3 separate regions of the Mus musculus genome follow, and all the other regions are linked to region 1. Evidence: chromatin loops called from intact Hi-C (ENCODE). Cell type or tissue: heart. All regions are shown on one strand.

Region 1 (8,000 bases):
TCTTCCTCCTTTTTGTGTGCAGTGCTGGCTACCAAATCTAGGACCTTGCACACGACAGGCACATTGAGCTATATCCCTGTTACCTTTCCTGTTTTGAAAATTTAAAATCAAAATACAGTTGGCTCTATTTGTGTGATCATCAGTAGGACTCTCGTTGCACTTTAATAGAAATATATCTAATTTAAGCATCAGAAGTAGGCGTCTTTTCCCTTTTCCAGTCAAAGTTTCTCTATATATGCCAAGTAATCACATAGGGCTCTTTGACACTCAATACCCAATAACTTGTGTGATCTTGTAAATTGAGGCAGCATCTTTTTTTTTCTTTATTCTCCTGAATGCTCTTTTCTTAAGTGCTTTGCAACTGCTAGAGTAGTTGGTGGTTAACGAGGGAAAACCTGACAAGAGTGCTGACATTGGCCTTTCTGTTTGGAACCTGCTGTTTATGGTTGTGTGGCTGATGCAGATTTCCTCTGGGCAAACCTACCATTAAGTAGAGGCCCTTAGAAAGTACTTTAACATGGGTTATCATTAAAAAACCTGTATTAATATGACTCTCTAACCGTTCCCTCCCCATACTTTTTTGAGGTGAGGCTGGTCTTCAAGACAGAGTGAAAAGAAGCCCTTCCTTTCAGTTTCCAGAGCATCTAGACATGCAGTGCCTGTGTGCCAAGTTTCCCCAGTGTTTTGAGATGGCCTTCCTGTGCAGTTCAGGCTGGCCTGCCATCTTCATTTCCGTGCTTCAGACTCCTGGCTGCTGAGATTAAAGGCATGTGCCACCCCTGATCTTTTCTCATTTCCCAACTTAAAGTACTCTTGCTTAATTTTATTTTATGTCGATACAGCCTGTATCATAGCCCGAATTTCCTATAAATGATGAAGATGTCATTTATATTTGAAAGACATTTGTTTGTTTGTTTGTTTGTTTTTCCAGCCAGGGTTTCTCTGTGTAGCCCTGGCTGTCCTGGAACTCCCTTTGTAGACCAGGCTGGTCTCAAACTCAGAAATCGACCTGCCTCTGCCTCCCAAGTGCTGGGATTAAAGGCATGCGCCACCATTGCCCAGCGACTTTTTTTTTTTGATGGCAGGAAGCTAAAACCCCATAAGAAAATGACTGATTACTAGCTAGATCTACTAGATTTCTAGTAGATCTGAGCGGAAAATGAAGGAACACTTTACAGATTTATGCCATCTTCTCCCATTGTCCATGCTAATTTCTGTTCTTAGTATAGGTTCTACCTAAGAGAGCACACACACACACATACACACCACACCACACCACACACGCACGCGCGCTCACATTAAGTAGAGGCCCTTAGGTGTGTGTGTGTGTGTGACAGAATCTCACTGAATATACCACAGTCTGGCCTGAAACTTGCCAAAATCCTTTTTGGATTGTGGACATTACAGGTTTGAGTTATCATGCCTGTCTCCCTTTTAAAAACAATTTTATGATTGTAAGCTGATGAAACAATTTACATTCTTAGAATATGTTTAAAGACACCTCACCCCAGTTTGCAATTTGCTTTATCCTTTTTGTTCTTTAAAGATGTCTTAACTATGGGAAAACAGCTATCAACACTGTCTACCAATATGTCAAGCTGGGTGTCTGAGCACACGTCTGTGATCCCAGCACTTGGGAGGCCGAGGCAAGAAATTGGCTATATCCCGAAATATCCACTGTCTTATGTCCCCCAGTACACCACAAAAAGTTCTATCATGTTAGAGTCTACAGTAATGTACAAACTATATAGTTTAATGTTTTTCGGTGGTAGTGGCCCATGCCTTTAATCTTAGCGCTTGGGAGGCAGAGGCGGGTAGATCTCTTGAGTTCAGCCTTGTCTACAAAGTTAAGTTTCAGGACAGCTAGGACTACTCAGAGAAACCCTGTCTGGCAAAAAAAAAATGCCACATAGTGATCTGGATTGAGAAAAACACAAAACTCCTATTTTTAAGTTTATAAATATTTTGTTGAATCAGATACTTTCACTTCTTTATCTTCTTAAAGTTTAAGAGACTTAAGAATTTTATTTAAAAAAATCTCGATAATTGTAGAGTGTTATAGCATTATTACATACATAAAAGTTATGATCCATAGACTTCCAGTGTAACACACGTGTAGTTTCTATAGCACTAAAAATCTCTATTCTCTGCAGTGTGCTAAAGGCTTCAAAATGTACCTAACCCCCCCCCCCATAAAAAGAGACCAATTTGGCTTCCCGACAGAAAGCTTATTTATTAAAAAAAAAATTACCGGGTTTGGTTGTTATTCTAGGTACCCCCCCAACACTCTGCCTGCACCATTCAAATTGGCAAGGCCATTTTCATTTTGTTTCAAAGTTGTTTTTTTTTTTTTTTTTTTTTTTAAAGGGAAGGCAGGGGACGGCGAGGGTTGCTAAATTTATCTTCATCCCCAGGCACCGGGGATGAAAACACACACACACCGCACACACACACATTTACGGCGGGAGGGGGGTCTGCGGGCCTGCAAACAACTCGAGCCACCGCCTCAGGCCGGGACCCTCGCGGAGAGGCGGTAGGTGTCCCCGAAGGCCCCCGGGGGGTGGCCGCGGCCCACAAACATGGTGGGGGGTGGCCCGGGCCTCCCGCCTCTCGACGGTGTCGGTGGGCCACGGCCTCGTGCGGATTTTACAGCCGAGGCGGCGGCGGCGGCGCGTGTGTGGCGGCGGTGGCGGGCGGGAGCGCGGAGGTGGAAAGAAGGGGGGCGCTGTCACGGAAACTCGGGCCGCCGGAGACCCCGCCGCAGCGAGGCCACTGGGCTCCCCGGTTGCGGGGCGTGAAGGGCGCCAACCCGGGGCGTCAGCGGGACCCACCGGGCGGAGGAGGGGGCCCAGCTACCCTTCCGCATTTTCCTGGGTCTCTCTCCCCGGCGGTGACGTGACGTGCTGACGGCGGGCCCGTGCCGGGGAGCTGGGCCGCTTTTTGTCAGCTCCGAGCTCGGCCCCTCCTCCCTCCCTCCGCCCGCCCCACCAGCCGGAGCCCGGCCCAGTGCTCCAGAGAAAGGCCGGCCTGCAGCACCCGCCACCGTCGCCGACCGCCGCACGACCGTCCGGTGAGTCCGGGGCGCCACTGCGGCCGTAGGGCCTGGTGCGCGCGCGGCGGCCTGCTCTCGGCCTGCTCGGCGGCCCGCAAGGCGCCCTCCCGCGCTAGGCCGGGCGGCGTGGCGCGCGACGCCGAGCAGGCCCCGAGGAGGCCGCAGTTAGGCCCGGGGTGGCGCCCGGGCGCTCAGAACGGCGGTCGAGGCGCGTTCTGGAAACGGGCGGGGACCGGGGCAGTGCCGCCCGGCGGTTGGGGAGGCGGCTGAGGGGTCCCGGGTGGGCGACGTGGCCGACCCGGGGCACCGTGCGGGGGCGAGGCCTGGCGAGGAGGCTAAGGCTGCAGGCATGAGGTGAAGGCCGCAGGCCGGCCCGGCCGATTTTCGCTATGTAAATATCGGCGAGGGGGGGGGGAAGAGGGACGGGGGACAAGATGGCGGCCGGCCGGCGCCTGCTGCAGGCTACGACGGAGGGGGTTGCCGGGAGGGGGAGCCGCCATTTTGAAGGCGGCGTCTGAGGAGAAAATTCCGCTACAGCCCGTGAGGGGGGGTGTGAGAGCGGGCCGCGGCGGCGCTAGCTACGGGGACCGGAGCCCGGGCGCGGCGTCGAGTGTGCGCGCAGGGGCGTGTTCGCTCCCCATGGCGGCCATTGCCCTCGTCGCCATGATGAGCACTTGGATCCCAGGCGCTTGGCGGCAGCGCCACCTTCCTGCCCAGCCTCCCACAGCCCCGTGACTGGCTGCTGTTTCCGCTGTGTTTCAGTTGAGCTGCCGCAGGCGGCCATCGCGGCCGTCTTGGCGCTGGAGCCACCTCATCTGTATGGCCCCGGGGCTCCGAGCCTTTTCCCGGCGCTTTGCTGCCGCTTCAGGGTGATCTGCCGCGGTGGCAGTAGTGGAGCCGGAGACATTTTCTTAGGACTTTATTTTCTCAGAGGTAGATAGACGTGGCCGTTAGGGTGACCCTGGTGCGGTGCTTCTCCGCCAATCGTTGCTTTCACGACTCTGTGAATAAAGAAAGAAAAGTGATGGGAAAGTTCTCACCACTCTTTTGACCAATAGGGGGAAAAAGGCATCCTACGAAAGCGGAAGACTAGCATATCGGAGGGAAGTTTTTGTGTTCCTTTCTGTGGAAACAAGTTTCTTGGGAGGCTGCGTTTGAATTTTGGTATATATATTTATTTATTTAACTGAGGAAAATTAAAGGGCAGAAAGTTATTTTCTTATCCAACGATGTAATGTGACGTATTAGCTAGCTTTCGTTGATTCGCTGTGGTAGCCCGTTTGTGAGGTTTTTAGAGTGGAATCGCACCCCATGAAATTTCTTTCGATCTCACCCGGTACAACTTTGCTGGTAACCTCGGCGTCCCATGCCGGCTGTGCTAGGTGCTGAGAAAGAGTAAGGAGGGTTCTTGTAAGTGGTGGCTGTGGGAGGCTTGTTGTTCAGAAGTAGAAGAGCAAATGTTGAACTGTAAGAAGTGCCGCGCGAAGGCTACATCCGAGTTAAAGTGGGTTTCAGAGCAGACATGGTTTCTGTTTGAAGCATCAGGAAGGAGTTCCTGAAATAGGTGGCATTTTGAGGTTACAAGCCTGATGGCCCAGACAGGCAAAGGGCGTTTCAAGGGTGAAGTTTCTTTAGAGAACAGCAAGTATTTACTGTTTGTCTGAAATGGATAGTATAGGTAGAGGCTTGCAAAGGTGGGTTGCAGCGCGAATGGCAAGGGCTTCTGCTCCGTGGGAAGCAAGTGCGGGAGCTCTCCGACTCCCGGATGACGACACCCGGATCTGTGCTTGATAGCTATCAGCTCGGTTGGGCTAGGACAAGTTTGAGAGAAGTAGGTTGTGTGGTAGGCTGACCAGTGTTTTTATAGTGATGATAATTACAAAGAGTGGTCAGAAGCCAGATTTTATTACCCTTTTAAAATGCTTTATTGCAGTTTTGAATGATCCATTTTTGTTAGACAGCTGGTCCTTTTTCTATATTCACTGTAAATAACGTTTTACTCAGAGTTGTTATTTCTGTAGTAAACAGAGTTTCCTATGATTTCATTTCCCATTGTTGAAAATGAATCCTGGTGCTCCTCGAAGAAGATGAGAAATGAACTTTCCTACAAGTGTTCCCATGATGTTTTTAGGAAGTCAGTTTTGAAAATGAGTTTGGAAGGATGGTTATTAAAAAGCAGTGGCCTTCAGTTGCCCTTTGCAATCTGTTTTGCTCCCTGCTGAGAGTTTTGTTTGAGAGGCTAACTAAGGTTATTTGCTAAGCAAGCCTTCCTGCATGTTTTGATTAATATTTGACTTTTCTAGATGCTTATGTGGGAAATGTGTCTCACAGTTAGATAGTTCTTCACTCTCGGTGTCTTCACTTTTATAGACAGCAACAGGTTGGAAATCTTGCTCCTAGAGAGTGGTTTTCCTAGAGGCCACGGCAAGCTTTAATTAAAGAAATTCTCTTAAGCTGGACAGTGGCGGCACATGCCTTTCACCCCAGCATTCAGAGGCAGATTTTTGTGAGTTTGAGGTCATCCTACATACTGTGATCAAGTCTCAAAAATTAAAAAGAAAATCACATTTAAAAGTTCTCTTTAAAAAGACTTTTAAAGTTCAGTTCTTGGGTGTCGGGGTGGGTGGGGCTGAGAGCAATCAGTGCAGAAGAGACAGTGTGAAAGTCTTCAGTTTAATTAGTGCAGAAAGCTAGATAGTGGACATTCAGGATTAAGATGAAATAAGAGTCAGGTTGTATAATTAGGAAGATTGGTAAGTGTGTATAGTTTCCACCAGGAATGGTTATATACAAAATTCTTTTTACCTTAAAGATCACAGACCCTGATAGTCTGGAGAACTGACTGGTGGAACACTATTGCCAACTTGTCAGTCTTGGGTAAACAAGATACTAGTTTTTGATTTATGTCCACTTTCTTAGGTAGATGGTGATATCTTTCTTTTTTTGCAATTTCCTTTTTTCAAAAAACATGCTCATAGATTGTTTCAAAGAGATTTCCCATCCATTGCTTAAAAATGTTTATAGTCTCCCAACATTGTTACTGATAATGTGTTAATTATGCCTATCACAGTGTCAGTTCATTTTTAAGATGAAAAAAACAATTAACAGGCTCCTGAAATCCTTTACCCTCATCAAAGATAATAATTTTTGTTTGTTTTGAGACCCAATCACATTAAGAAGCCTGGCTGGCTTCAGTCTCCAAATCCTCCTGCCTCAGCCTCCTGAGGCATGTGATTCAGCACAACTGGCTTGGATTCCTTGTTTTGTTTTGACTTGACCTAACTGAAAGTCTAACCAGTTATCTGGTTGTCAGTGTCTCTTCCTATTCTTGATTTTTTTTTTCTGTGTAGGCTTTTTGCTTTGCTTTTTGTCTCTATGTAAGGATCGCCCTACCTCTATCTAGTCTTGCTGTCTGCCCAAACGTTGGCCTGCCTCCTTTGGGATGGAGCTTTGTCAATTCCTTTTGGTTGGTTTGAGACAGAGTTCTTCTCTGTATGTAGTTCTGGCTGTCCTGGAACTCATTGTGATAGTCCAGGCTGACCTCACCTCTGAGTGCAGGGATTAACCTTGCCTAATTTGGTCTCCTGCAACTTTGCTGGTTCCTTTCCCTATCCTTACAAGTGTTCTTTGATTTGCTCGTTGTACAGAAACCTCCCCAGTCTTCTGTTTGCTTTAACTTTCCACTTCACCTTTTACTAAATCTAGTAATTGCCAAATCAGGACATTTCTACCACATGCTAATGTTGTCAAGTGTTCTGTTTCACACTCTGCTTTTTCTGTCTCCTATGGTGGGATTTCCCTCAAGGTTTATCTGCTGGCTTCTCTCTCTGGAATCTTCTCTGTTAGTTAAATGTCTCTTCCCGTACCCACATATCTACTGTCTAATCGAGCATTTGAAGTGTCTAATATATCATAACACAGCTGAAAACAAACTTATTCAGCACAGATGACCAGTACTATTTATAGGATTATTTTTAAAGTCCAGGGTCCCCAAACAATTCCCATTTCTTATTCTTTCTGTTATTAACTTCATCAATGTTCCTGAGTTGTTATTTTTTGTTCCATCTTTAGCATTTAATCTCCTATGGTTTTTTTGTTGTTGTTGTTGTTGTTGTTGTTTTTGAGACAGGGTTTCTCTATATAGCCCTGGCTGTCCTGAAACTCACTTTGTAGATCAGGCTGGCCTCAAACTCAGAAATCCGCCTGCCTCTGCTTCCCGAGTGCTGGGATTAAAGGCGTGCACCACCACGCCTGGCACAATCTCCTATGTTTTAATGTATGTTTTTATTTTTGTCTTCTAAATGGAATGTAGACACAGGTCCTCATTTGTCTTTGTCCCCAAGCAGTACCTGGCATGATCATCATCTTCCCAGACAATTATCTAAATTATTGGGCTCAGTAAATTTGATTTAGTTGAATAATTTCCAGCTATTCAAATTCAGTTATTTATCCAGTATGTTCTTTGACCAAGGGATATTCATTTTAAGGCACACCTATCTTGTTAGGACAGCAGGTCAAACCCAGGTGCTGAGTAACCTCTATCCTTGCCCCATATCTGATTGGAATATGGCCAACCTGCTCTTACTCCTGCCAAATTGTTTATCCAGACAGCATTTTTTAAAATCCATGTAATCTTAAAACTTTTTTTTTTGCTCAGCAGGAAGTACACTTTAAAGAAACTAAATGGCCTTAATGTATATAGCCTCATTCCTCTTTTCCACATGCAAACATTGCTCTAATATGTATGTAAATTAAGTATTATCTGGTATTGCCTTAAGTGTCTTAACTGTATCTATTGTGCATTGTTGTAGATATTGAACATGTTTTGTTTGCTTGCTTATTTATTTACTTATTTGTTTATGGTTTTTTTTTTGAGAGGCTTTCTCTATGCAGCTCTGGTTGTCCGAAAACTTGATCTGTAGGCTACACTGGCCTCAAACTCAGAGAT
Region 2 (8,000 bases), 74 kb after region 1:
CAGAGGCAGGCAGATTTCTGAATTTGAGGCCAGCCTGGTCTACAAAGTGAGTTCCAGGACAGCCAGGGCTATACAGAGAAACCCAGTCTCGAAAAAAAAAAATGCAGAATGGTTAAATAAACACTTGAAATATACATGATGCCATTGAATTGTGACTTAAAATGTTAAATTAACAATATATATTTATCCATATATATATATATATATATATATATATATAAAACTTCAGTGTGATATAAAACCTTTAGCACAACCTACCAAACTGATTTCCTGGCCCACTAATATGTCACATTCTTTAATATGAAAAAAAAAAAGACCTTTAGATGGCTGTATTAACCAGGGTTCTCTAGAGTCACAGAACTTATGGGTAGTCTCTATATAGTAAGGGAATTTGTTGATGACTTACAGTCTGTAGTCCAACTCCCAACAATGGTCAGCAGCAGCTGTGAATGGAAGTCCAAGGATCTAGCAGTTGCTCAGTCCCACAAGGCATGCAGGCGCAGAAGAGAGGATCTTCCTTCTTCCAATGTCCTTATGTAGGTCTCCAGCAGAAGGTGTGGCCCAGATTAAAGGTGTGTGCCATCACACTTGGATCTGGGACTTGCTTTGTCCTAGATGACCTTGAACTCAGAGATCTCCCTGTCTTAATCTTCTGGGATTCATAGCCACTGTGCCTCAAGATCTCTATGCCAAGATCCAGGTCAGAAACTTGTATCTCCCAGCCTCCAGATTAGGCTCACAGGTGAGCCTTCCACTTCTGGATTGTAGTTCATTCCAGATATAATCAAGTTGGAAACCAGGAATAGCCACTACAATGATGTTTGGTAATTATAACTGCTAGGATATTTTAATTTATAATAGGAAGAAAGGGTAAAAGTTGACAGGTGAATGGTCCACCCATGGCTGGGAAATATAACATTTTACTACAATTTTACTCTGGGAGGATTGAGTAGTATTTTCTCTAGTAGCACAAGGAATCCTTTTTTGGGTGCTACTGTTTCCTCTATTCATAGGGCATTCCCGTCTCCCCATCCCACAGGCTCCATCTCACAGTGTAAGCAAAGAGTGTCGTCCCCACAAGGCTGTGGCAAGAAGTTTCCCAACTGGATTCCGGTGATTCTGGTAAGGCCTGCGGTGTGAACTACACTAATGACTTGCCTCTAATGAACCTCAACATGATAAAAGTCATAGGATGTCCTTTCTGAGGTTAGATTACCAAAACAAACAAACAAACAAACAAACAAACAAAAAAGTGAGGACTTTGGTCTGGCTTGCTTGTCTTGAGTGGTGTTAGCTGCCCTGTCACTACCTACACTCTGGAGATCTCCATGGATAAGAATGGCCAGATCTGCTTACCAATCCATGAGAAACTGAGGCTTTGGTGGGGGGGGGGGGCGGCGGAAACTAAGGCCCTGAGTCCAATGGCTTCTGAGGAACACTATCCAGCCAACAACTCTATGAGTGAACTTGGAACTTTCCCCCATGGTGTCTTTGGATGAAACTGTAGGCCTTGCCAATACCCTACAGTGAGAGATCTTGATACTTGAGTCACAGAAACTGAGAAAATTGTACTGTTTTGTTCCATTACATTTTAGAATTATGTCTTGTGCAGTTAATATAAATAGCTAATCCGGGGACCACCATCAGATCACCTACTTAGACAAAAAAAAAAAAAAAAATCCAAACACTTCAAGAGTTTCCTGTTTGAATTTGACTTCATAAATATAAGGAAAGATTTTTTCACTGCATTCGAATATTTAAGCAAACGTTCCAGAGGGCAAATTCTAGAAGCTTTTGGAGCCATTCGCAGTCTCTGTTCCTGTGAGAAGTCTATTACAGAAGGTAAGTCTAGCTGGACCTGGTAGTACACGCCTGAAATGCCAGTACTTGGGAGGCTGAGGCAGGAGGGTTTGTGAGTTTGAGACCAGCCTGAGCTATATTAGTGAGTAGTAGGCCAATCGAAGATAATTACTCTCTTTCAAAACACTCTCCAAGTAATCAGCCTAGGGCTGGAGAGATGGCTCAGTGGTTAAGAGCACTGGCTGCTCTTCTAGAGGTCCTGAGTCAAAATCCCACAACCACATGGTGGCTCACAACCATCTGTAATGGGATCCGATGCGCTCTTCTGGTGTGTCTGAAGAGAGTGACAGTGTACTCATATACATAAAATGAACGAATAAATCTGAAAAAAATAAACAGGCTAATCATTATTATACACTCTGCAAATGAACACTTTTCTATTGAGCACACTTTCCAGAGCAGCACACATTATTTTTAGATTAATTTGTACTTGTAAAAGCATAACACAAACACATTCTCTTTATGAAATAAGTGTGTTATAAATAGAGTCCTCTTTGACAGTAACCTGATCTAGGGCCCTCTTCTTCCCACCTCTCTTGTGTGCTCTTATGAATTTGGAGTCAATCTTTCCACACCCGAAGCAAATGCATGTGTTTATTTTTGCAAATATGATCCCATCTTGCTATAACCTTCACTTTTTTTTCACTTGTTGATTTTTTCCCCACTTAATCATCTCATCTGGTTTTGAACAGAGTGTGACAGGAACCATGAGCTCTTCATTTGGAGATTAGGTTACAAAAACCAGGGACTTGAAACATACTCCTATCTTACTATCAAGTGAGAACAGGACATGTTGCTGTTTTCCTACCGGTGACTTTTTGGGTGTTTCTAGGGTCTCCTCATTCACCCCAACACTTCAGTTGAACACATCCCACCTACCTGTGCCAGCGTGTTTGCTAGGGCAGACACCTTCAATATAGAATATGTACAATTCAAAGTCTTACACGCACTGTCAAGTCACTCACCAAAATGGCCATGCCAATATACACTTCCTGCAGTAGTAAGAGTGCCTGATAGCTTTAAGCCTTGCTGGGATGTCATATTTTTCAAGTCCAGTAGGTGAAACATGATTTCTTGTTGTTTTTAGCTCACATTCCCCCTGTTCATGCGGTTTTAAAAAATCTCCTGGCAGGCCCTCTTCCTCTCTCTAGGGCCCCTGTGAGAGGAGTTCAAGTGTGTCTGTGTGAGGGTGGGGAGCAGGGAGTGGGATTTCAACCTTGGTGCCAAGGACTCAGGGAAGTCCCATACCCATTCTGAGAACATCAGCTGCCTAGTGTTGATAGCACTGGGACAGCTTGTGAGAACCTGAGCTTATATGCAGCTTGACTCTCCCTCTGGGGTGATGAAGAGCTAGCTGCTGGTTTCAGCCAGACCATTAATCCAGCAGGAGTCACTGGGTTTATCCAGTAGGCCGGCAATTTGAGAGCGGAAAGGCCAAGTAAAAGGTAGAGGCTTGTTGCTGATTGATGCAAAACTATGTTGAGTATGGGCTGGATGTGTGTGTGTGTGTGTGTGTGGGTCCATTTGCTTGAAAGGTAATGAAAAACCATGAGATGTTTGGCCAGGCAGGACCACGAAGGGCGTAGGCCTTCAGAGATTAGGATTTTTTGACACCCCACACCTTCAAGTTAACAGAATTTAGGATTGGATCTTAGATGGCAATCTATAAAAATAAAGGCTCTAGCTGAGCCTAAATATTTCCTCAAATATTTATGCTTTTGTGTTTATAAAACCATTCTCATCTTCTTGGCTCCCCTTTCTAGATATAGATAAAGATGGATAAACTCACTGTGTGGACTTTAGGTTACAGCATAGCGATGGAATCAGGGGGAACAGATCAGATCCAAACAGATCTTTATCTTGGAGCTAGATGTGGAAACTGGGGAGATTTTGAGAAATTCATCTATTTTATGTTGCTAGGGGAAAATCACATCACTTTAGACAACAGAGTTCTTGGACATATGCACACGAGAAGACAGACCTGAAATGATGGAGTTTTGTGGGAGAAGGAGATACATTTAACATTCATTCATTCATTCATTCATTCACTCTTCCTAACAGGCAGGATTGCTTCTGGGCAGTTCCCAGGGTGTGTGCAGTCTCAGTGGAATGATAAATCCAGAATCTGGCAGAACTCCCACTACAGAAACCAAAGAGGCCCCCGAAGGCGCCACCTGGCAGATTCTTCCTCTAATCTCTGCACCAGAGCCAAGGTGCCAGCATGTTGCCTAAAGTATGTGAGGGTGACTCATTCTTCTGGAACTTTTAATCTTTTAATCCTAAACGGAGTGAAGCAAGTCTATTCATTCCCGAGGCAGTGCTGGGAGGAGGGACTGTGCAGTTTTACCAGCTGCAGAGGTGCTCTGGAGCGCCTTGGCTGGCTTTTTTTTCCATTTCTTGAGCACATTGCAAATTATCAACCTCTGGGGCTGTCTCCAATGCAGCTGCTATGAGTGTTCTTGCATTTCTCGTTTGGTGCAAATATTCACACATTTTCTTAGGTATCTACCTAGGAGTAAGACTGCTGGTCTGTAGCTGTAATAGAGATATCATCTTTGATTTCCTAAAGTCTAATGTTAACTGTCATTTTTGTGTGCTTCTCAGACAGTTCAAGGACCCTACAGGATTCTATTTTTACTCCCTTCTCCAAACTATATACCTCTATAGCCATGTGACTAAACTTCCTAAGACATCATAGTGTTATTACAGGGTTTTTCAGTAACCATGGGGCATTAGTTTCAGGGCCTTCTTGGATACCAAAATCCATGGATGATTAAGTTCTGTGCTTGCTTTCTATTTCTGCGATAAAACCAAAGCTACTTATAAAGAATTTGTTCAGTCGTATGATTCCACGGAGCAAAGTCTGTTACAGCAGGGAAGCTTGGCAGCAGGCTGAGTGGCTGGAGCAGAAGCTTAAAACTCACACCTTTGCCAGGCAGTGGTGGCGCACAACTTTAATCCCAGCATTTGGGAGAAAGAGGCAGGCGGGTTTCTGAGTTTGAGGCCAGCCTGGTCTACAGAGTGAGTTCTAGGACAGCAGGGCTATACAGAGAAACCCTGTCTTGAAAAGAACAAAACAAACAAACAAACAAACAGCTCACACCTTCAACCAGAAACATGAAACAGTATGAATTAGAAATAGCTCAAGTATTTATTATCTATTTTATTTATTAATTTTTTGAGACAGGGTTTCTCTGTATATTCCCTGCTGTTCTGGAATTCACTCTGAAGTCTAGACTGGCCTCAAATTCACGGAGGTCCATCTGCCTCTGCCTCCTGAGTGCTGGGATTAAAGGCGTGCAGCGCCAGGCCCAGCTAGCTCAAGTGTTTAGATTCTCAAAGTCCACTCTCAAAGTTCACCTCCAGTGTCACATTCTATCCAACAAGGCCATACTTCCTAAGCATTTCTCTCTATTGTTTTTTCAAAGATTTCTTTATTATATATACAATGTTTTGCCTGAGTGGATGCCTGCAAACCAGAAGAGGGCACCAGACCTCATGATAGATGTTTATGATTACAGGCTAATATTAACATGCCTGGTTTATGGAGGCTAGAGATTGGACTCAGGGCTTTATGCTTGCTAGACAAGCATGCTACCAACAAAGCTACAGTCTACACACTCTTATACTCTTACTTACTTTAAGCCATCTCTATACTACTCAGAATACTTAATGCAATGTAAATGCTATGTAAATCTTTGCTATGCTATATTGTTTGGCATATAGCATAACACTTGTGCACATTTAACAGAGGCACACTTTTGAAAAAGCTATTTTCCATCTGCAGTTGCTTGTGGCTCTTATCAGACGTCTGTAAATGCTGGATTCTAGTAACACACCCTCCTTCATTTGTCCCTTTGGCCATAAGGGTGGCAGCAGCTTCCTGCTGTATCTAATTTCTGGGATGCCGTACCATCTAATCTTCTCTATCATTTGTGTAATAAATTCCTTTTCTAAATTTTCACTTATTATTCAGGTGTGATTGGCATATGCACTCCAGAGGCAGACCTCTGTGAGTTTGAGGCCAACCTGGTTTATATAGCAAGTCCCAAACATTCATGGCTACAAAGAGAAATCTGCCTTAATCCCTTCCCCCTCCAAAAATCAAACAAACATGGGGAAAAAAACCCACAAAAAACTCCACATACTTTTTTTGGGCTCTTATTGGATATGTCTAGAGTGATGTTCCTTTTGTAGAGTCTAAAATAATAATAATCTAAAAATAATCTCTCAGTGAGTTTAAAATTTTTTTCCAAGTTGGGGCTGGAGAGATGACTTCATGGTTAAAAGTCACCTTACAGAAGATGACTTACTCCTCTTGCAGAAGACTCGGGTTTAACTCTCAGCACCCACATGGTGGCTCACATCCATTTGTAACTCCAGTTTCATGGGAGCCAACTCCCTTTTCTGACCTCTGTGGGCATCTTACATGCTCATGGTGCACAGATATAACAACTTGGAAAAAAAATTTAAAGGAAGGGTTGGGCATTCCCTCAGTCTCTGCTCCATCTCCTGTCCCTGCATTTCTTGTAGGCAGGATAAGTTTTGGGTCGAAAGTTTTGTTGGGGGGGCTGGTGAGATGGCTCAGCGGTTAAGAGCGCCGACTGCTCTTCCAAAGGTCCTGAGATCAAATCCCAGCAACCACATGGTGGCTCACAGCCATCCATAATGAAATCTGATGCCCTCTTCTGGAGTGTCTGAAGACAGCTACAGTGTACTTACATATAAGAAAGAAAGAAAGAAAGAAAGAAAGGAAGGAAGGAAGGAAGGAAGAAAGAAAGAAAGAAAGAAAGAAAGAAAGAAAGATGAGATGGCTTAGTGGTTAAGAGTCACAGCTAAGGACACCCCATTGATTCTTGGTCTCCATTTCTTCTTGGAGATGCCCCACTCCCTATCAGTTGCAGATTTTTATTCATTCTCATGGCCACTCAGGCATCTCCCCTGCCCCTCCCCACACCCCACTCTGACCCCCCCAATTCTCCTACTGATCCCCTCTCCCACCCAGCTCTCCCTCCATCTGCCTTCCATGTCCATTCCATTCCCCCTTCCAAGTGAGGCTCAAGCATCCTTGCTTGTGTTCTCCTTCCTGTCTAGCCTCCTGTGGAGTGTAGCATGAGCATCCTGTATTTTATGGCTAATATCCACTTATAAGTGAATATATAGCATGCATGTCCTCTTATGACTGGGTTACCTCACTCAGGATGATATTCTCAAGTTCCATCCATTTGCCTGCAAAATTCATGATGTCTTTGCTTTTTTTTTTTTTTTTAAAGATTTATTTATTTATTATATGTACACTGTAGCTGTCTTCAGATGCACCAGAAGAGGGCAGTAGATCTCATTACCGGTGGTTGTGAGCCACCATGTGGTTGCTGGGATTTGAACTTCAGACCTTCGGAAGAGCAGTCGGTGCTCTTACCCACTGAGCCATCTCACCAGCCCGATGTCTTTGCTTTTAATAGCTGAATAGTATTCCATTGTGTAGATATACTTTATCCATTCTTCAGTTGAGGGACATCTGGGTTATTTCCAGTTTCTGGAGGTTGGTTTTTTTTTTTTTTTTTTTTTGGCTTTTTGAGACAGGGTTTCTCTGTGTAGCCCTGGCTGTTCTAGAACTCACTCTGTAGACCAGGCTGGCCTCGAACTCAGAAATCCTCCTGCCTCTGCCTCTGCCTCTGCCTGTGCTGGGATTAAAGGCGTCTTCTCTGATCTTGGCTTCACTGAGAGAGGCACAGCCAGAACTTCTGGTGTCCTTCCCTCCTGGTCCCTCCTGCTGACTCACGCTGAGAGGCTGAGGCCTGGCTGTCTCTGCTAGGTATTACCACAGCTGCTGATTCCTGTTTGCTATCCTGACTCTACCGAACTGGACTGCTGGTGTGTTCATGAAGTGTTTGCGAGTGGATCGAGCTGCCCCTGCTTACCTGTGAACTGAACTGCTGAGTTCCAGACAACACAGACAAGAGTTGTCAAAAACCTTTTGAAACAGGTCCACTTCCCCCCCCCCCATATCCTTTCTTTTCCACTACCTCTTGTGGGTAGTGGACTAAAAGGGAGGTTAAAGTGTTTAAGAACCATCATTAAAAATAGGTTTTGAAAAAAATTAAAGACCATAGAGACCAGGACCTAACAGATCGTGAAGT
Region 3 (8,000 bases), 55 kb before region 1:
TCATGCCTTTAATCCCATTGGGAGGCAGAGGCAGGTGGATTTCTGAGTTCGAGGCCAGCCTGGTCTACAAAGTGAGTTCCAGGACAGGCAGGGCTACAGAGAAACCCTGTCTCAAAAAACAAAACAAAAGCCAGCCTGGTCTACAAAGTAAGTTCCAGGACAGAGAAACCCTGTCTCGAAAAACAAAACAAAACAAAACAAAACAAAACAACAACAAAAAGACAGAATATGGGGCTGGTGAGATGGCTCAGTGGGTAAGAGCACCCGACTGCTCCTCTGAAGGTCCAGAGTTCAAATCCCAGCAACCACATGATGGCTCACAACCATCTGTAATGAGATCTGACTCCCTCTTCTGGAGTGTCTAAAGACAGCTACAGTGTACTTACATATAATAAATAAATAAATCTAAAAAAAAAAGACAGAATATTATTTACAAGATATTGACTATCCACCCAGAAAACATAACTTGGGATGGGTAAGACAATAACATGACAAAATTATTATCTACCATACATGTACAATAAAAATGTAATAGATACAAACTCTTCAGGCATACATTCACATGGAATGAGATACGTGGCACATGTCTTTAATCCCAGCACTGCACTGAGGGAGGAGAGGCAAATCTGTGAGTTCGAGACCAGCCTGATCTACAAATTGAGTCCAGGACAGCCAGAGCTCTGTTACACAGGGAAACCCTGTCTCAAAAAAACAAAAACAAAAACAAACAAAAAAAAACCCAGAGCAAAAATAAATATGTGAGTAAATCTCTAGCCTTTTGCTAAATATCCAAAGGATATAAACAATTAGAAAGTGGACCATATTCTTTTTGTTTGGGGCAACTCTGTTATAGAGACGTCCATGCCTCCAAAGTTTTCATTCCATTCCATCATGTGATCTCAATCAAAAACTTCAGTTGTGCATGTGATTGAACATGTCCACATATGCATGCCAACATGCATGGGTGCCACGGCACATGTAGAGGACAACTGAAAGGAGCCAGTTCTCTCCTTCTACCATGCGAGTCTTGAACATTGACCTCAAGTCACGGGGCTTGTCAGCAGGGCACCTTTATCTGCTAAGCCAGCTTACTCCCCAGCCCCTAAATCTTAGTAAGATTTTTAAAGAGCTTGTCCAGGGCTGGAGAGATGGCTCGCAATTGAGAGCAGAAACCCTTCTGCACTAGTCTTCAGGTGGTTCCTAAACACCAATAGCTCAAACTCCAGAGGGAACCAATCTCTGGCTACTCTGGGCACCATCACTCTCATTCAAACACACACACACACACACACACACACACACACACACACACACATAATTAAAAATAATAAAAGCATTGTTCATTTGTCTAATTGTTTTTGTTGTTTTGTTTCTTTTTCGAGACAGGGCCTCTCTACATAGTCCTAGGTGGCCTCAAACTTGCTATGTAGAACAGTCTGGCCTCAAACTCACAAAAATCACCTGCCTCTGCCTCCAGAGTATATACATAAATAATATATATATATTAGGGGCTTGAAAAGTGATGACTGCTCTTGCAAAGGGCCCTGGTTACTAATTCCCGTTCCAGGCGATCCAACACCATTTTTTTGCCCTCAGCAGACACCAGACACACGTGGTCCACAATACAATCATGAATGAAGACAAAATACTCACAAAATAATAGCACTTTTTGGAGGGGGGAGGGCGGTTCAAGACAGGGTTTCTGTATGTAGTCCTGGCTGCCCTGGAATTCTCTGTAGACCAGGTTAGCCTTGAACTCACAGAGATTCACCTGCCTCTTCCTCACAAGTGCTGTGATCAAAGGTGTGCACCACCACCATCTGGTTTAATATATTTTTAAAGATTTTTTTACTTTTAATTATGAGTATATGCGTATTGTCTGGGTATGCAAGTATGTGAGTGGCTGAGGAAGCCAGAGGCATTGTATTCCTCTGGAACTGGTTTTTTTTCTTTTTTTTTTTTTTTTTTTTTTTCGGGGCAGGTTTCTGTGTATAGCTCTGTATAGTTCTGGCTGTCCTGAAACTCACTTTGTAGACCAGGCTGGCCTCGAACTCAGAAATCTGCCTGCCTCTGCCTCCTGAGTGCTGGGATCAGAGGCGTGCGCCACCACGCCCGGCCCTCTGGAATTGTTAAAAGCCAGATTCCGGTCCTCTGAAAGTGCAGTAAATACTTTTAACCGCTGAGTCATATCTGCAGTCCTGACATACATTAAAAAAAAAGATTTATTTATTTATTTATTTATTATGAGCACAGTGTAGCTGTTCTCAGACACACCAGAAGGGAGCATCAGATGGTTGTGAGCCACCATGTGGTTGCTGAGACTTGAACTCAGGACCTCTAGAAGAGCAGCCAGGGCTCTTAACCGCTGAGCCATCTCTCCATCCCGATATACAACATTTTAGAGCATCTTTTTTTCAATTATCCAATTGCTTATTCAATTTATTTTTATTTTTTTGGTGTTTCGAGACAGGGTTTCTCTGTGTATCCCTGGCTGCCCTGGAACTCACTCTGTAAACTAGGTTGGCCTCGAACTCAGAAATCTGCCTGCCTCTGCCTCCCAAGTGCTGGGATTAAAGGCATGTACCTCCACTTCCCGGCACTTATTCAATTTTAAAAATTAAATTTATTTTATTTATAGTGTGTGGAGAGCATTTTCACAGCCCATGTGAATGTCCGAGGGCTTCCATTAGGGTTGGAGGAGACTCTGAAGCGAATTCGGCTGTCAGGCTAGGCAGAAATCATATTTACTGGCTGACTTTCTCACCAAACCCAAAATCATAATATAAAATGTGTTACTGCTGCAGAGACAGATCAATCATTCCACCAGACTACAACCAGACTTAAAATTATAGTTATACATTTTATAGACAGAGTATGCTATCAATGAGAAAAAGGCATTCCTTTTTTGAACAGAAAAAAAAAAATCATTGAACAAAAAGTCACGCCTAAGACATGGACATATTGGGCCCTGGAATAGACAGTTGTGATAGGCAAATTTGAAATAAAAGTGTTTAGTTGTTTAGGAACCAGTGTTTTGGGTTTGTTTTCCCCCTCATCCTTGTAAAAAGGGCAGGGCAGGCAGGCAGACAGCTTCCGCAGCGGCAGCCGTGGCGCCCGGGGCGCCCGCGCCGCGGCGCGCGCGTGCGCAGTCGACACACGGAAGACCCAGCCAGAGCCGATTCGGCCCCCGAGTTCACTTCCTGTATAGTCCCCCCGCCCCTCCTCTTCCGCTACCCGCGCCGCGTCGCCGCCTCCACCGTGGGAGTATCGCATGGCTGGTGGAGACCAGCTCCTCCCTAGTCGCCCGCTGCTTCCCGAAGCGCCGCCGAGCCTGCGTAGTGCGCTACGCCTGGGTGATCGAGCGCGGAAAGAGAGTTGACTCCTTCCGGCCCCAAGCAAGTGGGTGCTGGGCAGACAGGAAGTGACGAGGCTGGGAAAAGGGGTGGGTCCAGCTCTGTCAGTTTGAGAGCGGAGCTGACGTGCTCTAGGTTTTACCCGCTGAGCCATTAGGATGCGGTCTGGCTCCACTGCACACCACGCTCTTCCTCCACGTGGAACGTCTAAAATGAACGAGGAGTGGCCTGTTTTAGTCCCCCTGCTCGTTCCTCCGCCACGGAGGAGTCCTGCTTTTTCTGCTCTGCACTCCAGCCTTGGACAAACAGCCGCCCCGCTGAGCGTGTTCCATCATGCCGCTCTGCTTGGGACGCCTCCGTGGCTTCTTTCCATTTTTTTGCTTGCTCCCCTAAACTATGTCCCATAAGCCTTAAGTTACACATTTTCTTTTGATTCTATTTGGAAAGGAAGATTGATTTTTTTTTCAGGGTTTTAGAGCTACGTTTTCAATTAAGTATTTCGCCAACAGCACATATGACGGGTAATTTTAGAATACAATTTGGGGATGGTGTTTGCAAGGATGCTTGTTGTATTTGGCTTTAGGATGAAGTTTTTTTTTTTTTATCATGTATTAAAACATTCCAGCTTCATCGCTGCAAAGCCATAGTGAATTTGAAATGCTGTGAAGGGCTAAATTAATCTCCAAAGCAATAGATGCCTGTTGGTTAAATTAAAAACCTAAACTCAAGTGGAAGGGAGGAGAGTCTGCTCCTACCAGATTGCTCATTTTCTCTCCTGAAACCTTCACTTTGTTTATTTGGTTAGTGCAGGTTCTCACTATATTTCATGCTGGTCGGAATTCTCTAGGGAACTGACAGAAATCTGGATTTGCCTTCCCAACGACTGGGATTATAGACATGAGCCACCATACCCTGCTAACCCTATGCCTTTTAAAGCACATCGTTTTACTGTGGTGATGGACATCAACGCTATCTGTCTCCAGGGACCTCTGAAGCCTTTTTCGTGACCTGGCTTAGTTTGTGTTTCTTTGTTTTGTTTTGTATCCTGTGGTTTTTCTAATGGATTTTTCAGAACTTTTGCAATTTCACAGCTATCCAACCTCCATGTCCTAAATTTTAAGAACTTAAACTGAGTGCTAGCAAGATGGCTCAACAGTTATAAATGCTTGCTAGGTAAGTCTGATGACCTAGGTTCATAGAGAAAGGAGAACACAGATTACCAAAAGTTGTTCTCTTGACTGGACCGTGGTGGTGCACGCCTTTAATCCCAGCACTTGGGAAGCAGAGGCAGGCGAATGTCTGAGTTCGAGGCCAGCCTGGTCTACAAATTGAGTTCCAAGACAGCCAGGGCTACACAGAGCTACACAGGGCTACCCAGAGAAACCCTGTCTTGAAAATAAAAACAATCCCAGCACTTGGGAGGCAGAGACAGGCCGATTTCTGAGTTCGAGGCCAGCCTGGTCTACAGAGTGAATTCCAGGACAACCAGGGCTATACAGAGAAACCCTGGCACAAAACAGCAACAAACAAACAAACAAAAAGGAAAAAAGCTGTTCTCTGGACTCCATATTCATATCTCTCAAACACTAATAAAAATTTCAAGTTTTTATAAAAAGAATTTTTGTCCTCAGTAGTACTGGATTTAGGACTCAGTTTCCATTGCCAGCAATCACAGCGCTCTGTTACTATAGTCCCAGGGGATTCAAAACCTTCTGCCCCCCCCCCCCCGGCACTATATGCACATGGTACACAGACATACATGCAGGCAAAATGCCCATGCATGCAGAAAAGTTGTGGCACATGTCTTTAATCTCAGCACTTGGGAGGCAGAGGCAGATAGATTTCTGAGTTCGAGGCCAGCCTGGTCTACAGAGTTGAGTTCCAGGACAGCCAGGGCTACACAGAGAAACCCTGTCTCGAAAAACAAAACAAAACAAAACAAAACACCCAAAAACAAAACAAAACTGTAAATTCAAGGTGATGTTATATTCGTACTGACTCAATGGAAGGCCAGCCATCATGACAAAGCTTCAAGTGTTCTCTAAGAAGTCAATGGTCTCTGTGGCTTCAGTATCTCCTGGGTTTTGGTGTCTGTCTCTGCTGCTGTTTCTGATATTTCCCACCTCAAACCCTTCTTACCCTTTGCTGTTCTGTGTAATGACTTAGTGACAGAAAGTGTTGCTTAGTCCTCCCAGCACCCCTCATCTGAGTTTTGAATTTTTGCAATAAAAATGTAAGTACAAAATTTTCTAGGCAATGGTGGCACACATTTTTAATCCCAGCACTCAGGAAGCCAGAGAAGCAGGCAGGTCTCTTGAGTTCAAAGTCTGCAGAATGAATTCCAGGACAGCCAGGGCTACACAGAGAAACCCTGTCTCTAAAAACGGTGCAAAATTTATGGCTGAAGATACATACAAAGGATGATAGGTTGAGGGCAGAAGAGAGGATGAAGCTCAATGGTAGAGAATTCGCCTGATATGAAGCTTGGGTTCCATCTGCAGCACCAGAAGAAACAAACAAACAAAAAGATAGATTGGATGAAAATTCCTTACAGGAGAAGGATGGTTAACATAGTACATACACATGATTGAGAAGGAAAAATGGCAGGAGACAAACATTGACTTCCTTTACTGCTTGTCTTGGAGTTACTATTGCTGTGATGAGACATCATGACAAAAAGCAAGTTGGGGAGGAAAGGGCTTATGTGGCTTACACTCCCACGCCGTAGTCTATTATTGAAGGACTTCAGGACATGAACTCAAGCAGGATAGGAACCTGGAGGCAGGAGCTGATGGCCACGAAGGGGTGTTTTTTACTGTCTGGCTCCTCATGGCTTGCCCAGCCTGCTTGCTTGCTCTCTTTCTCTCTCTCTTTCTTTCTTTCATGAGATTTATTTATTTAGACGTGTCATTAGCTGTTGCTTAATGCCTGTTACCAAGCCTCCAGGAAAATTTTAAGTGCTAAGCTGTTTTGAAGGTGGTAAGCCACAAAAGACAGGTGAAAGATAAGAGACTGGGACAAATTAGTATCCCTAGTTTAAGTTGCAATGCATTCTTGGTAGAATTCTAAACATTTCTATGAAAAGAAAATATTTCTCATTCTCTTCAGACACTTCAATAATCTTCTGTTCCATGGAAAACAAAATCTTTCCATTGCTTATATACTATATTTTGATTAGTTAGACATATTTTCATATTAGGTCATTATTTGCTTTGTTTTATGCTTTGTTTTCCCCTGGTTGGCTTATTGAACTCAGCCTCACATAAACTTTTGCACGATGTCCTCCAAATTGTAATGTTGTGTGTAATGCCAAAAATTAACATTTGCCCAAGGACCAGGTAACCTCCTGGAATGATGGGAGTTGTAGTTCTTGGGAAGTAACAGAGCCTCATAAGAGTATGGTGGCCTATGGGTTTTGTCTTGTTTTGTTTTGTTTTGTTTTCTGAGACAGGGTTTCTCTGTATAGCCCTGGCTGTCCTGGAACTCACTCTGTAGACCAGGCTGGCCTCGAACTCAGAAATCTGCCTGCCTCTGCCTCCTGAGGCTAAAGGCGTGCGCCACCATGCCCAGCAGGTTTTGTCTTTATAAACGTCTGTAACATGTGTCTCCCATCCATCCATTCACGAATGTAGTATTTAATAGAGCTTGCTTCAAATTTGCCCTCCTTGTATATGAGTACACTGTAGCTGTCTTCAGACACACCAGAAGAGGGCATCAGACCCCATAGCAGGTGTTGTAAGCTATCATGTGGTGCTCTTAACCACTGAGCCATTTTATATAAGTACATTGTAGCTATCTTCAGACACACACCAGAAGAGGGCGTCAGATCTCATTACACGTAGTTGTGAGCCACCATGTGGTTGCTGGGATTTGAACTCAGGACCTTCGGAAGAGCAGTCAGTGGTTTTACCTGCTGAGACATCTCTCCAGCCGCTTGCCTGCTTTCTTAAAGGACCCAGAACCACCAGCTCAGGGGTGGAACCATCCACAATGGTCTGGGGCTTCCCACATCAGTCACTAATCAAGAAAATGCTTTATAAATTTGCCTATGGCCTCATTTTATGGAGGCATTTTCTTAATTGAGGTTCTCTCCTTTCAGATGATATAGCTTGTATCAAATTGACAAATAAATCTAGTGAGTACAGTGCTCTAGGCTGGTAGAAGGCAGGCCCTGTCTATACCCACATGAAGACTCAACACTTCAGTGGCTTGATGTGAATAGAGTTAGTGGCTGGAGGTGGTTCCCACAGAGCAGGCACAAATGCAGTGTATGATTCCAGTGGAGTTTTCTCTGTGCTTCAGGCTGCACTAGAGAAAGAGTTGTGGAACTATTAATGATTGTTAGAAAACAGAGTCTCACTATTTAGGAAAATATTAAACATCACTTTTCCAAGACAGGGTTTCTCTGTGTAGCCCTGGCTGTCTTGGAACTCACTCTGTAGACCAGGCTGGCCTCGAACTCAGAAATCCGTCTGCCTCTGCCTCCCAAGTGCTGGGTTTAAAGGTATGTGTCACCACTGCCTGGCAAACATAATTTTTTTTATTTAAAGATTTATTTCTTGGGGCTGGAGAGATGGCTCAGCAATTAAGAGTAGTTAAGGTGGGCTGGTGATATGGCTCAGTGGTTAAGAGTGCTGACTGCTCTTC

The links. A loop is a pair of places that touch in the nucleus more often than their neighbours do. Peaks named below come from ENCODE experiments on the same cell type or tissue, not always from the same donor. Only the 100,000 strongest peaks of a DNase experiment are listed, where the experiment ranks them.
Region 2: a loop joins it to region 1, with 2.4 times the contacts of the local background. A loop is called at or near these places in 5 of 42 quality-filtered maps.
Region 3: a loop joins it to region 1, with 5 times the contacts of the local background. A loop is called at or near these places in 14 of 42 quality-filtered maps.

Annotation. Positions count from the first base shown.
Region 1 is chrX:94,118,138-94,126,137 of GRCm38, reverse strand. It overlaps Zfx (zinc finger protein X-linked), which reads left to right and starts at 2,731. Exons shown (of 9, transcript NM_001044386.1): 1 at 2,731-3,070. It overlaps Gm46691 (a long non-coding RNA gene), which reads left to right. Exons shown (of 2, transcript XR_001782847.1): 2 at 586-889. In heart, CTCF peaks have their summits at 2,729 and 3,613; DNase peaks (open chromatin) are centred at 2,867 and 3,567; H3K4me3 peaks cover 3,265 bases; H3K27ac peaks cover 2,767 bases; H3K27me3 peaks cover 2,260 bases.
Region 2 is chrX:94,044,336-94,052,335 of GRCm38, reverse strand. No RefSeq gene overlaps it. Among named protein-coding and RNA genes, the nearest start is that of Zfx, 75 kb to the left of the region's middle. In heart, no CTCF peak of the experiment used is centred here; no DNase peak of the experiment used is centred here; H3K27me3 peaks cover 417 bases.
Region 3 is chrX:94,173,347-94,181,346 of GRCm38, reverse strand. No RefSeq gene overlaps it. Among named protein-coding and RNA genes, the nearest start is that of Eif2s3x, 35 kb to the left of the region's middle. In heart, no CTCF peak of the experiment used is centred here; a DNase peak (open chromatin) is centred at 3,466; H3K4me3 peaks cover 1,683 bases; H3K27ac peaks cover 1,316 bases; H3K27me3 peaks cover 1,770 bases.